Regions from separate parts of the Homo sapiens genome. Here region 2 is linked to region 1. Evidence: chromatin contacts called from ENCODE Hi-C or POLR2A ChIA-PET data. All regions are on one chromosome and are shown on one strand. The core of a region is the stretch at or near the end of the contact, and the rest is flanking DNA. Distances in the headings are between cores, read along the strand shown.

Region 1 (6,464 bases), core at 2,202-4,701:
AAAGTAGGAAATGGAGATAATTTATAATCTCATAACTCAAGAGATAGACACTACTAACTTTTGGGTTTTGCCTTGAATGGAATCTTTCTATTATGTTTCTAACTGGTGAAATGATCAGAACATCTAAAATATGGCTCATGCCTGTAATCCCAGCACTTTAGGAGGCTGAGGTGAGTGGATCATTTGAGGTCAGGAGTTTGAGACCAGCCTGGCCAACATGGTGAAACCTCATCTCTACTAAAAATGCAAAAAAAAAAAAAAAAAAACAAAAAAAAAAACAACCTAGGCGTGGTGGCACATGCCTCACATGCCTGTAATCCTAGCTACTTGGGAGGCTGAGGCAGGAGAATCGCTTGAACCCAGGAGGCAGAAGTTGCAGTGGGCTGAGATCACACCACTGCACTCCAGCCTGGGCAACAGAGTGAGACTCTATCTCAAAAAAAAAAAAAAAAAAAAAAAAAAAAAAAAATATATATATATATATATATATATATATATATATACACATGTATATATATATATATACATGTATATATATATACACACACATATATATGTGTGTATATATATACATATATGTGTGTGTATATATATACATATATATGTGTGTGTATATATATACACATATATATATGGTATTTTATAATCTCAGTTTAAAAATGGACAGAATCAATGAGAATGTATGGATTTTTAAGCATTCATACTTCTTGGGCCTGTTTTCCATCTCCAGGGTCTGAAAGAAGTATAAAAAGCTGGCATCCCACGTGGATGAGGGGGAGCTTCTGTTAACACCTAACACCTCCTATGTGTTAAACACATTGCCAGCTGCTCTGCATACTTCATCTCAGCTATTCCTCACAATGACTGTGCATCTTACAGATGATAAAACATGTCCCCCACATGTTAGGATCATAAATGATCCTTAGCCTTTCCATCACAGGAGGAAGGTAAGAATCCATATAGGAAGTTAGGGCTTCCTTTTGTAATCTTTCCATTTGTTTTGGAAGCTATGGAGAAAACCATTGTTTTTCTCAAGTAAAAGTCAGGGATAGGACACTAGCCTGCCATATAGAATGAAGATATAGAGAAATCTGCTGAGGATGTAACATAAAAGGGAAGCTCTTAAAGAGTCAAGAAGAAAAACCAAGGAATAATAAGATACACGTCTTGAAATTGTATGGCTTCAACCTTTGTCAATGCACAATTCCAACCAGCTAGTAATTGTATCATTCCTGTTTTTAGAGACTGTGATGATGATGAGGAGACTGAAGACATGAACTTCTGAGGACACATTGAATGTGATTGCTGTTGTCATCAATTTGGGGTAAGGGTTGACACCAGGACCTTTCTTCTGACTTATTCATACCCATCTCTCCTTTCTTCTCTCCTCTTATCCATTAATTCTATCACCCATCATCTTGCATATGTATACAACTCTCATGAATTCTGACATTGTTCTTTGAATGTAATCTTATGTCACTTGAGGCCTCCCCAACCCTTTAGACTTGAGATTAGACCTCAAATCTATTTCATGCTCTGGGGGACCTTTCAGACTCCTGCCAGTGATTTCCAAGTCTTACTTCCTTGTACTCTCTGACTTCTTCTTGAGTCTATTTGGCCCTCTTGACTCCATTCTGCATCATTCCTAATGCAGTATTTCACTTTATTTCCCCTTTTCACAGGAAATCCCATCACCCTCAACATTTTGGATGCCTACTAACTGTACCGAACTTTAGAGGTTGTCATAGGGGAAGTGACTTACCCACTGACTTACTCTTACATACTCCTTTTCATCTCAAAGGGCACAGTCTTTTACCCCATGGAGAGTAATCCAGTTTTCTCCCCAGCCCTAGCTCACTGCTTTTATACAGATCTGGACTGCCAGCCAGCCAGTTTTTTCCCAGGCTCCCCAGAATTCTGACAAATTAAAGTTTCCCTTTCTTGTTGCACTAAGGCCTATAAGGTAGTTTTTATTTTCCTTATAAAGAAATAAAAGAAAGAACACAGAAGTTGTGAGATTATTAGCCTATGGAAAGGTGATTTCCCACTTTATGCTTTGGGTTAGTTAGCTATTTTTTGTTCTGTGGACAGGGTTATATCCCTGGTCCCGTGTAAACACCTTGCAGGTGCATCCCATTCATCACAAGGGGGACAAAAGGTGAACATATCATTAAACCACTATGATTTCAGCACACCTTGTGAAAAGCCTTCTCCAAGCATGACTGTGGTTAGGGAGTAGTCAATAGTAAGTCCTCCAACAGGAAGAATAGCTCTTTTTCTGTTAGAATGCCAGAGTGTATGACTCCAAGCACAACTGCAAACCACCTGTTAGTAAACCTAATTTATCTGCTCAAATAATCCTCTGCTCCAGGGAGTTATATGAATATGAGTAAAATGTAACTAGATGTAAGTTAACGGAGTGGGGGTGGGGGTTGAAAGCCCGATGTCCTTAAGACAGAGTATGTTCTGTCTCTCTCTTAACAGTGATATTTATCACACTAAACAGAAACATCTAATTTTAAATCAAATTTACTAGTTATTTCATATGATAATAAAACAAAGCAACATTGTAACTCCAGCAGCGATCAAAATCCCCTTTATTTCCATGAGAAAAATACAGGTGCTTGTTTTCCACTCAATGCATAGTGTTTTTATTTAGACAATAGTGTGAGGGAGCCACAACTGCCATGGTTTTATTTAGTATAGCTTGGCACCAGCTCCTCTTTACTCTGATCAAGCCTTTTAATTAAACTGACTACTATAATTCCTATGGAAATTAGTGTTTATGTTATTTTCCTGCTACAAAAGCATTTCTCCAGAACTTATTTTTTTTAATCCCAGGAGCATAAATTAGAATTTTTTTCTGCTTGATATGTAATTAAAAACTCATTTGATTACAATATTTCTGGCTCTGTTTTACTTATTAAATTCCTGTAATCAGTTTTCTTTTATGAAGCTGCTGGGAAATGATCTTAAAAGCAACACATTTTTTTCTTCCCTGGCAGGTACCCAAGCATTTACTAAATTACATTCATAGCACCTGCCCATGATTCGAATCATTCCACCAATTTATTCCTTAAGCCATTTAAGTTTATTTGGCATAGCCCCAAACAGCTTTCTTCCCTTTATCCTTGCTCTTTGTTCTCCTTCTTGCTTCCTTTGTATGGAATAAAGAAATTGGGGAGGGAGGAGGAATACATATTTCTCAGAATTCCTTTCTCTTTGTTTTATATTCTCCTGAAACACAGAATTGCCATACTAGAATATCGTTTTCCTGTGGCCAGGTGCTGGTTCTAGGCAAAGGTAACAAAACTCCTATCTTGAAAACTTACTTTTTCTCTCTCTCTTTTTTTTTTTTTTGTGAGAAGGAGTCTCGCTCTGACGCCCAGGCTGGAGTGCAGTGGGGCGATCTCGGCTCACTCCAAGCTCCGCCTCCCTGGTTCAAGCGATTCTCTTGCTCAGCTTCCCGAGCAGCTCGGACTACAGGCGCCCGCCACCACGCCTGGCTAATTTTTTTGTATTTTTAGTAGGGACGGGGTTTCACCGTGTTAGCCAGGGTGGTCTCCGTCTCCTGACCTCGTGATCCCCCCGCCTCCGCCTCCCAAAGTGCTGGGATTACAGGCGTGAGCCACCGCGCCCGGCCGACTTATTCTTACACTCTTAATTTGTTACAGAAATGCAGTTAGCTGAGAGAATATGGAACTATTAAAATACTAGTAAAGCAAGGGTTTATCCACGAACCTAAATTCCAAGGCTTATGGTGATTATGTGTAGTGAGTCATCAGCAAGAGAATTGCTTCTAGTATTTAAAAGTTTCTTATCAAGTGATACGGGATGGGTTCTGTGAGAATGCTATTGTCTAGTTTGACTTGCTCCTCAGTGAAAGAGAAGGGGGGAAACTTAGCACCCATCTGATCACTCTCCATATACACACGGAGGAACTCTAAAGGTTATGTATGCGGCTGCATCAGCCTCAAGACACCTGACTCTCCTCTGTGGCATCCCTGCTGCGTGACCACACAGCTACCGTTGAAACCCTTTCAGAGGCAGTGCGTGCACAACCTCCCAGGGGAGTCCATTTAGTTTTTGATTGTTCTGTTTTTAAAATGTTGTTCCTTTATGTTGGACTGAAATCTATACCCCTGTAACTTCTACCTAATGGTTCTAATCCTTAGGGTGCTCTTTCTTTAAACCAGAATTTTCTTTAGTAGTGTAGGACTGATAACTCAGGTTTTGTTTCAAGTGTAGGTTAGAGTTGATGCTGACCTAAAAACCCTATTTGGGATGCAGTGCTTCTCCCTTGGGGCAACCTTTTTGACATCACTGGGGCCCCATGTTCCTTCCAGTTCCCTCCTGGCCCATCGCAGACAGGACCTCGGATACTTGCCCCACTATGGGACACAGCCTGGGCATCTGGTCATCTAGGTGGCCAAGGGACCCCACTTATTTCCTGATTTCATTCACACTCCACTGTTGAGTTCTCTTGTGACCAGCATATACAGTTTATTCCGTATTTTATTTATGTTTTGAATAAGGAACACATTCACATAGTTCCATGGATACAAAACGGTACAAAGGTGCAATATAAAATCTCCGTTCTACTATTTCCCAGACACTCAGTTTCCTCCCCTAGAGGCAACAGATGTTTTCAGTGTCTTGAGTAGATAATCAAGAAAAATTTTCTGAATGTGTAAGAACATAAATATATTTGCCCCTTTTTACAAATGGTAGTACACCATACAGAGGGATCTGCACTTTGCCTTTTATTCTTAATATATCTTGGGAAAAACTCATATCACTACAAAATTAGATTTCCTCATTTTTTATGGCTATCTAGTATTCCACTGCTGTCAAAATTTGTTTAACCAGTTCCTTTTTGATGGAACCCAAACATTGTTTATATTTGGCCATTACAAATAATGCTGTAATGGATATCCCTGTACATAGCCTCTCCATAGGTGTGAAGTTTATCAGAGAGTCAAATTCTAGAATGGGTATTGCTGGGTGAAAGGGAATGTGTATTTGCGTTTTGGTAGATATTACTGAATCAACAAATATAATTTTACTTAAGATATATAGCAGGATTTTTATAATAGCCATACTAACAAAAGAGAGGGAACAGAAACCATAGCTACTGTTTAGATTAAGGCCTTGGAAAGATAGTGTGAGGGTGGGTAGAGCTAAGAAGGATACACAAATCTAGAATTTGATCCCTCTCTTCTCTGTATACTCCAGATGCTAATTTCTACACAGTACACTTGGTATCACTGAAGCATCATAATCATGTTGTCCAGAAGGTTTTGATTTTACTCCCTCTCTGAAAGAAACTCCCCAAATGGTACTTGAATCTACTGAAATCTCTTACAGCATATCAATCATTTTTGACCAGTTACAGGTGTTTTCAGTGTGTTTCATGGACTCTTACTGTCATTAGCAAACTTTTACTGAATGCTTAGTTGGAGTCAGACTGTAATAAGTGCTTAACACTGTCATATAATTTTCTCAGGAACTTTATGAAATGGTTACTATTATTATCCTCTTTATATATATATAATTAAGAAAAACCAAGGCCTGGATGAAGAACTCACTCGTGGTCATTCACTTGGTAAGTGAAGAACTGAAACTGCAGGGTTTCTCTACCTCAGTACTATTGATGTTTTGGGTTAGATAATTCTTTATGGTGGGGGCTGTCTTTTGCATTATAGAATGCTCTAGAAGCCAGTAGCATCCCTCCCCAAAGTTGTGACCACCAAAAATGTCTCCAGATATTGCCAGATGTCCTCTGGGGAGCAGCATCTTCCCAGTTAAGAACCACTGCTCTGCTGCCTCTAAGCATTATCTCGTCTCCATCAGGTCTTCAATGAACTCAGCTTCCCCTCAAATAGAAGGAGGAATAAAAGTAACTAGCTACAGTCTGAACCCCAGCAGCATCTCTGGTAGCAGAGAAGGAAAGACTTCTTCTTGGGCCAAATACATACTCTTCCTCACCTCCTTTTTCTGAAGACATTTAGGAAGGAGAAATAAGAGGAGTTTCTATATATTGAATGTTCACTGTGCTGGGCTAGGGCCGGGGCCTAAAGGCCATTATCTCATAAAATCTCCACAGCAGTCCCACGAAGTAGGTACTTTTATCATCTTCACTTTATAGATAAGGAAATTGAGGTTCACTTAGGTTAAGTGCCTTGTCCATGGTCATATAATGAGAGATGGAGCCAGGATGTTTACCTAAGTCTTTCTGACTCTAATGCATTGTGTAAAAAATTCCTTCCCTAGAGAACTAATCCTTCGCCACTCAGCTCACATTCTGTCTTCTCTGTGAAGTCTTCTCTGGTCTTCTGGTATGGAACCAGAACTCTCCTTCCTTAGGCATGCCTGTAGCACACTCTCCATCTCTCCAATTCTATCTATCGCACTGAAAAGGTATTTGCATTTTTTTGCAGTTCTTCAAAGATCCTGTTCTGGAT
Region 2 (6,097 bases), core at 480-2,979, 58 kb after region 1:
ATCAGATGGGGCTAACAATATCTACCTTGCACATTGATATGATAATTCAGTATCAAAAAGTTATTTTGAGAACTCATTATGTCAGGCAGTGTGTCAGGTTTTGTGGGTTCCAAGAGTGAGCTAAAGAGTAAGGTGTCTGCATTCATAGAGCTTCCATTTCAGTGCTGATACAGGAAGATACTGTAATGCCTAGAATGGTGCTGGGCATGGAGCAGGCACCTAGAGGATGAGATATAGCGTTATGTAATCACAACCTGTTGAGGATCAGTGCTAAACTGTTTATTGCTACCCAATAGCAACAACCCCTGTGACTGTATTAAAGCTACAGAATTTTCAACCCCTGGTGCACCAACTTAGCTCAACTTCACACAAGAAGCCTCTAATTGCAGTCTTAGCCCCACCAGACTGGGTCCGAGTATCACTGACTTGGAGCCTCCACATCCACCCTGCACTCCCAGTGGTGGGGCCTGGCATTAGCTGAATTGCTAACACTTAGCATGCTAACACAAAGTGTGTTTGGAACTAGCTTTAGACATTTGCATCCTCAAATTTCTGCTGTTTCTAATGCCCAAATGTTTCCTGGATTGGCCCCAGTTTCCCCTTGAGTACTCTTGGACTGCTATATAACTGCAGAGTAACTAAGAACATTTTGGAGTCCAACTACTTGGTTCAAATTCCAGATATACTATTTAATATTGTGAGCAATTTACTGAATCACTCCAAACCTCAGTTTCCTCATGTGTACTGTGGGGTTAATGAGAAAAGAAAAAACAGCTCAGAGCAGTCTGAGCTCCTTGAAGGCCCAGAGAGTAATGAGTATGGGACTTCAGTCACGCTCCCCACTCCCCTAACCCATGCTTGGGGGCCACTGTTGAAAGTCATTTTGTTTCTGACTAGCTACCTCACCCACTATCTTCATGTTCCTAGAATTTGTGATACAAGAGACAATGTAACAAAGCCAATCAATAGCTTATGTTATGTTAATGTAAATTCTTGGTAAACAATGTAGAAAATACCTTTCCTTTCCTTTTGAAAATCCACTTGTAACTGCTGCTAATTGGACTGTATATTTAAGGCAACTTGAATCCATGCTCCGGGGTTGCAGTCCTCAATCTTGGCTCAAATAAACTCTCTACTTATATTAATTTTGCCACAGTTTCTTTCTTTTAGGTTGACATTAATAATAGTACCTATTTTAATAGGACTGCTTTCACTGTTGAATGGCATAATGTATATATAAAGGTCCTAAGTAAGCACTCAAAAAGTATTAGTTGTTGTTTTTATTACTAATAGTGGAAGGTGCATAGGTCATCTTTGTTGATTTACATGCAGATAAATAGTACAGGGCATTTGTATCATCCCTTTGAAGTTATAACATTTGTAATTTTAGATCTCTCTGCCCACTCCAACAAGCATCATCTTTTATGGTGCATGTTTTATTAAGTTTTCTGGCTGAGTGATTCCTTTTTTTATAAGGTACTTTACATTGTCAAAGCTCTTTCATAAAATTAATCTCTTTTCACTGCCACAAGGATCCTAGGAGATTAGAATGGGTGATATGCCTATACCCCTGTTGCTGACAAGGAAACTGAGGCAAAGAGAGATCCGACTCTCAAAGCTGGTGAAATTACTACTTAATTATCAAATCCTTATTCACTGCAGGGACTCAGAAACAGGCACAGAAATCATTTCAGAAAGTTGCTCAGCAGTAACTGGAAAACGTTTTCAGTGAGTTGGAAAATCAGAGTGAATCATTAACCCCCAGGCTCAGGTTGTGAAACTTAGAAATTCACATTAAGGATTTTGTTTGTTTTTGTATTTTAATCTTGTGAATTCTGCTTTCATATGCCATTTGAATGACATAGAATCCCAAGGACACACAAGGTCTTTAGAAATTAAAGTCATAAGTTTTTGTGGATGTTTTGAAAGCCTTTCCACATTTCCATGAATCTCATATATTTTTTTCCTTTTAGAGCATGGCAAGAAATCTTGCCTCTAGGAATGAGTCAGAAACCTGTCTCCAAAAGGCAGGGCTCTACCCTGCCCAGCCTGGCCCTTTCCTAGAGTGACTTTCTCCCTCTAGGGGAGGAAAGCAGTGAGCTTCCTTTTTGGTTTCTTCAACTGTATCATGACTTTTAGGTTGAGTAGTCAGGGCAGAAGAACCAACAATAATCCAGACTTCCAGAAACTAATTGTACGGGGAGCCTAATATCCTCTTGGCTCACCCACCCCTCTCCTGCCATTGCTGCTACACGCAGTGCCTCAGCGGTCCTGCGGATCACATACTTTCTGCCCTGGCACTTCACACATGACTTCATGTGTGAGAACAGGGATGAGACAGCTGCAGGAATGCCCAGTCATCAGGCACACACAACATGGAAGTACATGAGAGTTAACATCCCACAGATCAACATTTGGTTGATGAGGATGGTGGGTGGCGGACAATTTTGAAGTGCGATATATGAGACTTCTCAGATGGTCCCTGCAGGATCAAGACTGGCTGACCATAGTGGAGAACAACAAAGAAATGTGTCCTTCCTTTCACTGGCTTCCCTCCTTCCCCATTTCACTGTCCCAGCCCCTCACTCTTATTCTTGGTGTCATTTCCAAAACTAAACTACCTGAATGCAAGCCTTTATCTCCAACTTTGCTTTGGGAGAGGACACAGGGGCCTCAAGCTAGTGTTTAAACTGATTACAGAACACCTGGAAAGAGTCAACATTATCACATAATATATCCCCAATTAAAATGACAATGATTTCTTGATTCTTCCATTAGAGAGGGAAGCATGGTGATTGAAGAAAAAGCCCTGAAAGAGGAGGTGTGGGTTCCAGTTTTACCAATAATGAGTTATGTGACCTAAGCTACGCTATTTAACCATTTGGACCTCTGTGCCTGATCAGCAAAAAAGGAGATGAATTGGATTGCATCATTTCTAAGATCCTTCCGATTCCACAATTGCACATTTATTAAATAAAAACATCGGGGCGACAGTTTGTAGTAGCTGCTTTCCCTCTCATTATAACTCTAGGGATTGTTCTGGCTAAAAATATGGCAATATTTTAATGCAACTTTAGACAGGCAAGTGAATCAATCCTCTGAAAGTCTAGATTAGAGAATGGGCAGCTATTCAGAACCTCAAAAAACAATAATGCTGATGAAAAGAGAACAAGCCAGCTTCTTTGGGAGTCAGCAAACATTAGCAGGGGCTGCAGCATTAAGATAAGAACAGAGTAATGAGAAAACGAGTTGCAACCAACTTCGTTGACTGCATGCCAGTGGTCACTCAGTGATTCGTCAAATCCCTAACAGAGCTTGATAAATGGACTCTGAGTGTTGATATTTTTTTTTCTCTCTTTAGAAGTTACTTGGAAAGATGGCTTGGGAAAATTCTTCTACTTTGAGGAAAATAACACAAGATCCTGCAAGTGTCAGGGACAGGCAATAAAACATTAAAAGGATACAGACTTTCCATAAATCCCAAATCAAGGAGCATTAATCCAGAAAATAGATGAAAGATCATGATATTTAAGTCAACCAAAGGGCCACAAAACATGCAAAATAAATAGGTTATAAAGCAAATGAGGTTGTAGATGTCACCATTTCTAAGACATGACATAGGTACTGTTATCTCCATTTTATACTTGAAAGAAAGGCTCAGAGAAGTAAATAATTTATCTGATGACACACAGCTAATTAGTGGCAGAGCTGGGATTTTAATTTTTAAGTATATATTTTAAACTAATTAAAATTATATTTATCAAAGTAATACATGAACATAGTTAACAAATCAAATAGTACTAAAAGAGATACAATGAAATATAGCAGTGTTTTCTATTTTGCTGGCTTTTGTCCTTGGCCTGTGTTTCCTAATGCTTTCATTTGATTTTTTTTATTTTGGCTATCATGTTCTTAATTTTTGAAAGTGCCTTCTTTTTCATAGTTGCTCCTACTACTATTTTTAAAAAGCATCCTGTTCTTGTTTCATGGATGCAATATCTTAGCTCTCTGAGAATTCTAACAACAGTTTTTAGTTTTGTTTTCTTCCTCTCCCTGTTTTCTCTGAATTTCATTTTTTTTTTCTGTTTGTTTGGCCTCTGTCTTTCCTATCGGATGCTGAAAAAATGTTCTGTGATTCTTGGTTTTCTGCATGTAATAGTAAGGTATTAAAAAGCTAAATGGGAGTTGTGTGTGGGGGGGGAGGGGTATAATTGCTAGATAAAATAATTTGTTTCCGTTAAAAATAATTATTTTAAAAATATTTTATTGATACATAATATTTATACATATTTATTGGGTACATATGACATTTTGTTACATGCACAGAATGTGCCATGATCAAGTAAGGGTATTTAGGATATCTGTCACCTTGAATATTTATCATTTCTATTTGTTAGGAACATTTCAAGTCCTCTCTTGTAGCTATTCTGAAATATACAAAAAATAATTTTTAGTATAAATATGTCCCAAATGTTTCATGGGACATCTAACTATCTATTCTAAAAAAGTATTTATTGTTTATCTGAAATTTAAATGTAACTGGACTTTCTGTACTTCTACTTGCTAAATCTGACAACCCTGGGTGTATGGCTTATAGACTCCTAGCTTCTAAGTGCTTGGCTATGGCCTACAGGTTTTCAATCCAGAGACTGGTTCCACTTAACTTAATCTCTTCTTCTGAGCACTGTATCTCATTCCCACCCTGTGCCTCTCCTCAGTTCAGAGCTCTTCATTTTATTTCTCCAGAGGATACATTTCTGGCCTTCTAAAGGTAGAATAAGGGGAGTGACCTGGCTGTGTTAGTAGAGGACTTCCTGGGTGCTAAGCATTCTATATACTGATTTTCTAGCAATCTCTTTGAGCTTTTCGTGTCTTAAGCTTTGAACATCCCTTACAATTGAACCTAATTCTAACTGATGCAATGCCACAGTGCTTTTCAAAGGGAGTCATTTCAAAGCGAATGGCACAAGACTTCCTAGAAAAAGTGACAGAAGAGACAGATCTTAAAGGATGGTCAGTCAGGAAGATGGCGAGTGGAGGAACAGGATTCGATGTGGGAATGGTGATACATCAGGGCACAGGGGGCATTACACAGGGTGTTCCAAAGGGTAATGCGTAGACTAGTCTGGTTGACGTAGACCAATCATGTAGGGGAGAAGTGGAAGGTAAGAATGAAAAAAGGTTGGGGGCAGATTATAGAGGGCCTTGAAAGTCAAACCAAGTTTAGAACTTCCTTTGAAAGCAATGTGGACACTGAAGGTTTTTGAGATGGAAGCTGGAGGTCTACAGTGTGAGGAAGTTTGGAGTGAAGAATTTCAGAGTCTTCTACACACAGGTCATAACATAAATATAGGTAACATAGAAATGAGGCCAGGGGAGTGGTCTGAGTAGAGAAAGAAGAACATGTTTCAAGAGCTTATACACAGGAGCAAGGAGAAAAGAAACCTGCCAAGGATCTAGAAAAGAAGAGAGAAAGGCAGCTGGAGATTGGGCAAGCAAGGAGAGTAGAAATTAATAATAACTAACTAAACCTTCAGATATCTCAGAGAAGATGGAAACTATCAAAAATGAGTACAGGCCATTGAATTTGAGGAAAGAAATGTCTCTGGTGACCTCTGAGTGTACAATTTTGATAGAGTGCGGAGATGGACTCTGCTCTTCACGGTGTAAATGGGTGTTAGGAAAATAGAGGTACTAAATGTGCTCTGTTTATTTAAAAAGGTAGACAGTAAAAGAAAGGTAAATAAAAAAGCAATTAAAGATCTCCATGGGGTCAAATGAAAAATTTTTTTAAGGGAGTGACAGGCTTTGGTCTTTAAGATAGGAGAAAATTGTGCAAATGAGTGGTGGAAGAAATTTCCAGGCTGCTAAGAGAGATGGCGCCTGATAGAGCAGGTCCCACTGGAAATGGGAGGGTGCAATTTCCAGCTTAGAGAAAGGCCTGAACTTTGGTGAAAAGGAGAGAAAGCCCTTCTAAGAAAGAGATAGAAAAGAATCAAGGAATGAACTGTTGCATTGCTAGTTAATTTTCCATCACTGAATATTTTTCATCTTCGTTATCAATGCCATTATACAGCTGACCAGAAGTTAACAGTCT

What was found. A loop is a pair of places that touch in the nucleus more often than their neighbours do. ChIA-PET counts read pairs that join two places held with the same protein, here RNA polymerase II (POLR2A).
Region 2: a map of K562 shows a loop between it and region 1 (2.5-fold over the local background). The contact joins two enhancer-like sites. A Hi-C loop is called at or near these places in 4 of 168 maps with a recorded cell type or tissue (K562, heart left ventricle, mammary epithelial cell and 1 more). POLR2A ChIA-PET finds 5 or more read pairs at or near these places in 3 of 52 experiments (HEK293, K562 and MCF 10A).

The regions. Positions count from the first base shown.
Region 1 is chr2:177,631,045-177,637,508 of GRCh38, forward strand. The region is part of intron 19 of PDE11A (phosphodiesterase 11A); the gene reads right to left. Among named protein-coding and RNA genes, the nearest start is that of IFT70A, 16 kb to the left of the region's middle. RefSeq lists an enhancer at 4,105-4,184. Within about 2 kb of position 3,452, at least 6 of the 41 ENCODE cell types and tissues checked have a DNase peak (open chromatin) inside an H3K27ac peak, as active enhancers do.
Region 2 is chr2:177,690,927-177,697,023 of GRCh38, forward strand. The region is part of intron 15 of PDE11A (phosphodiesterase 11A); the gene reads right to left. The region is part of intron 1 of PDE11A-AS1 (PDE11A antisense RNA 1); the gene reads left to right. Among named protein-coding and RNA genes, the nearest start is that of PDE11A-AS1, 21 kb to the left of the region's middle. Within about 2 kb of position 1,730, at least 3 of the 41 ENCODE cell types and tissues checked have a DNase peak (open chromatin) inside an H3K27ac peak, as active enhancers do.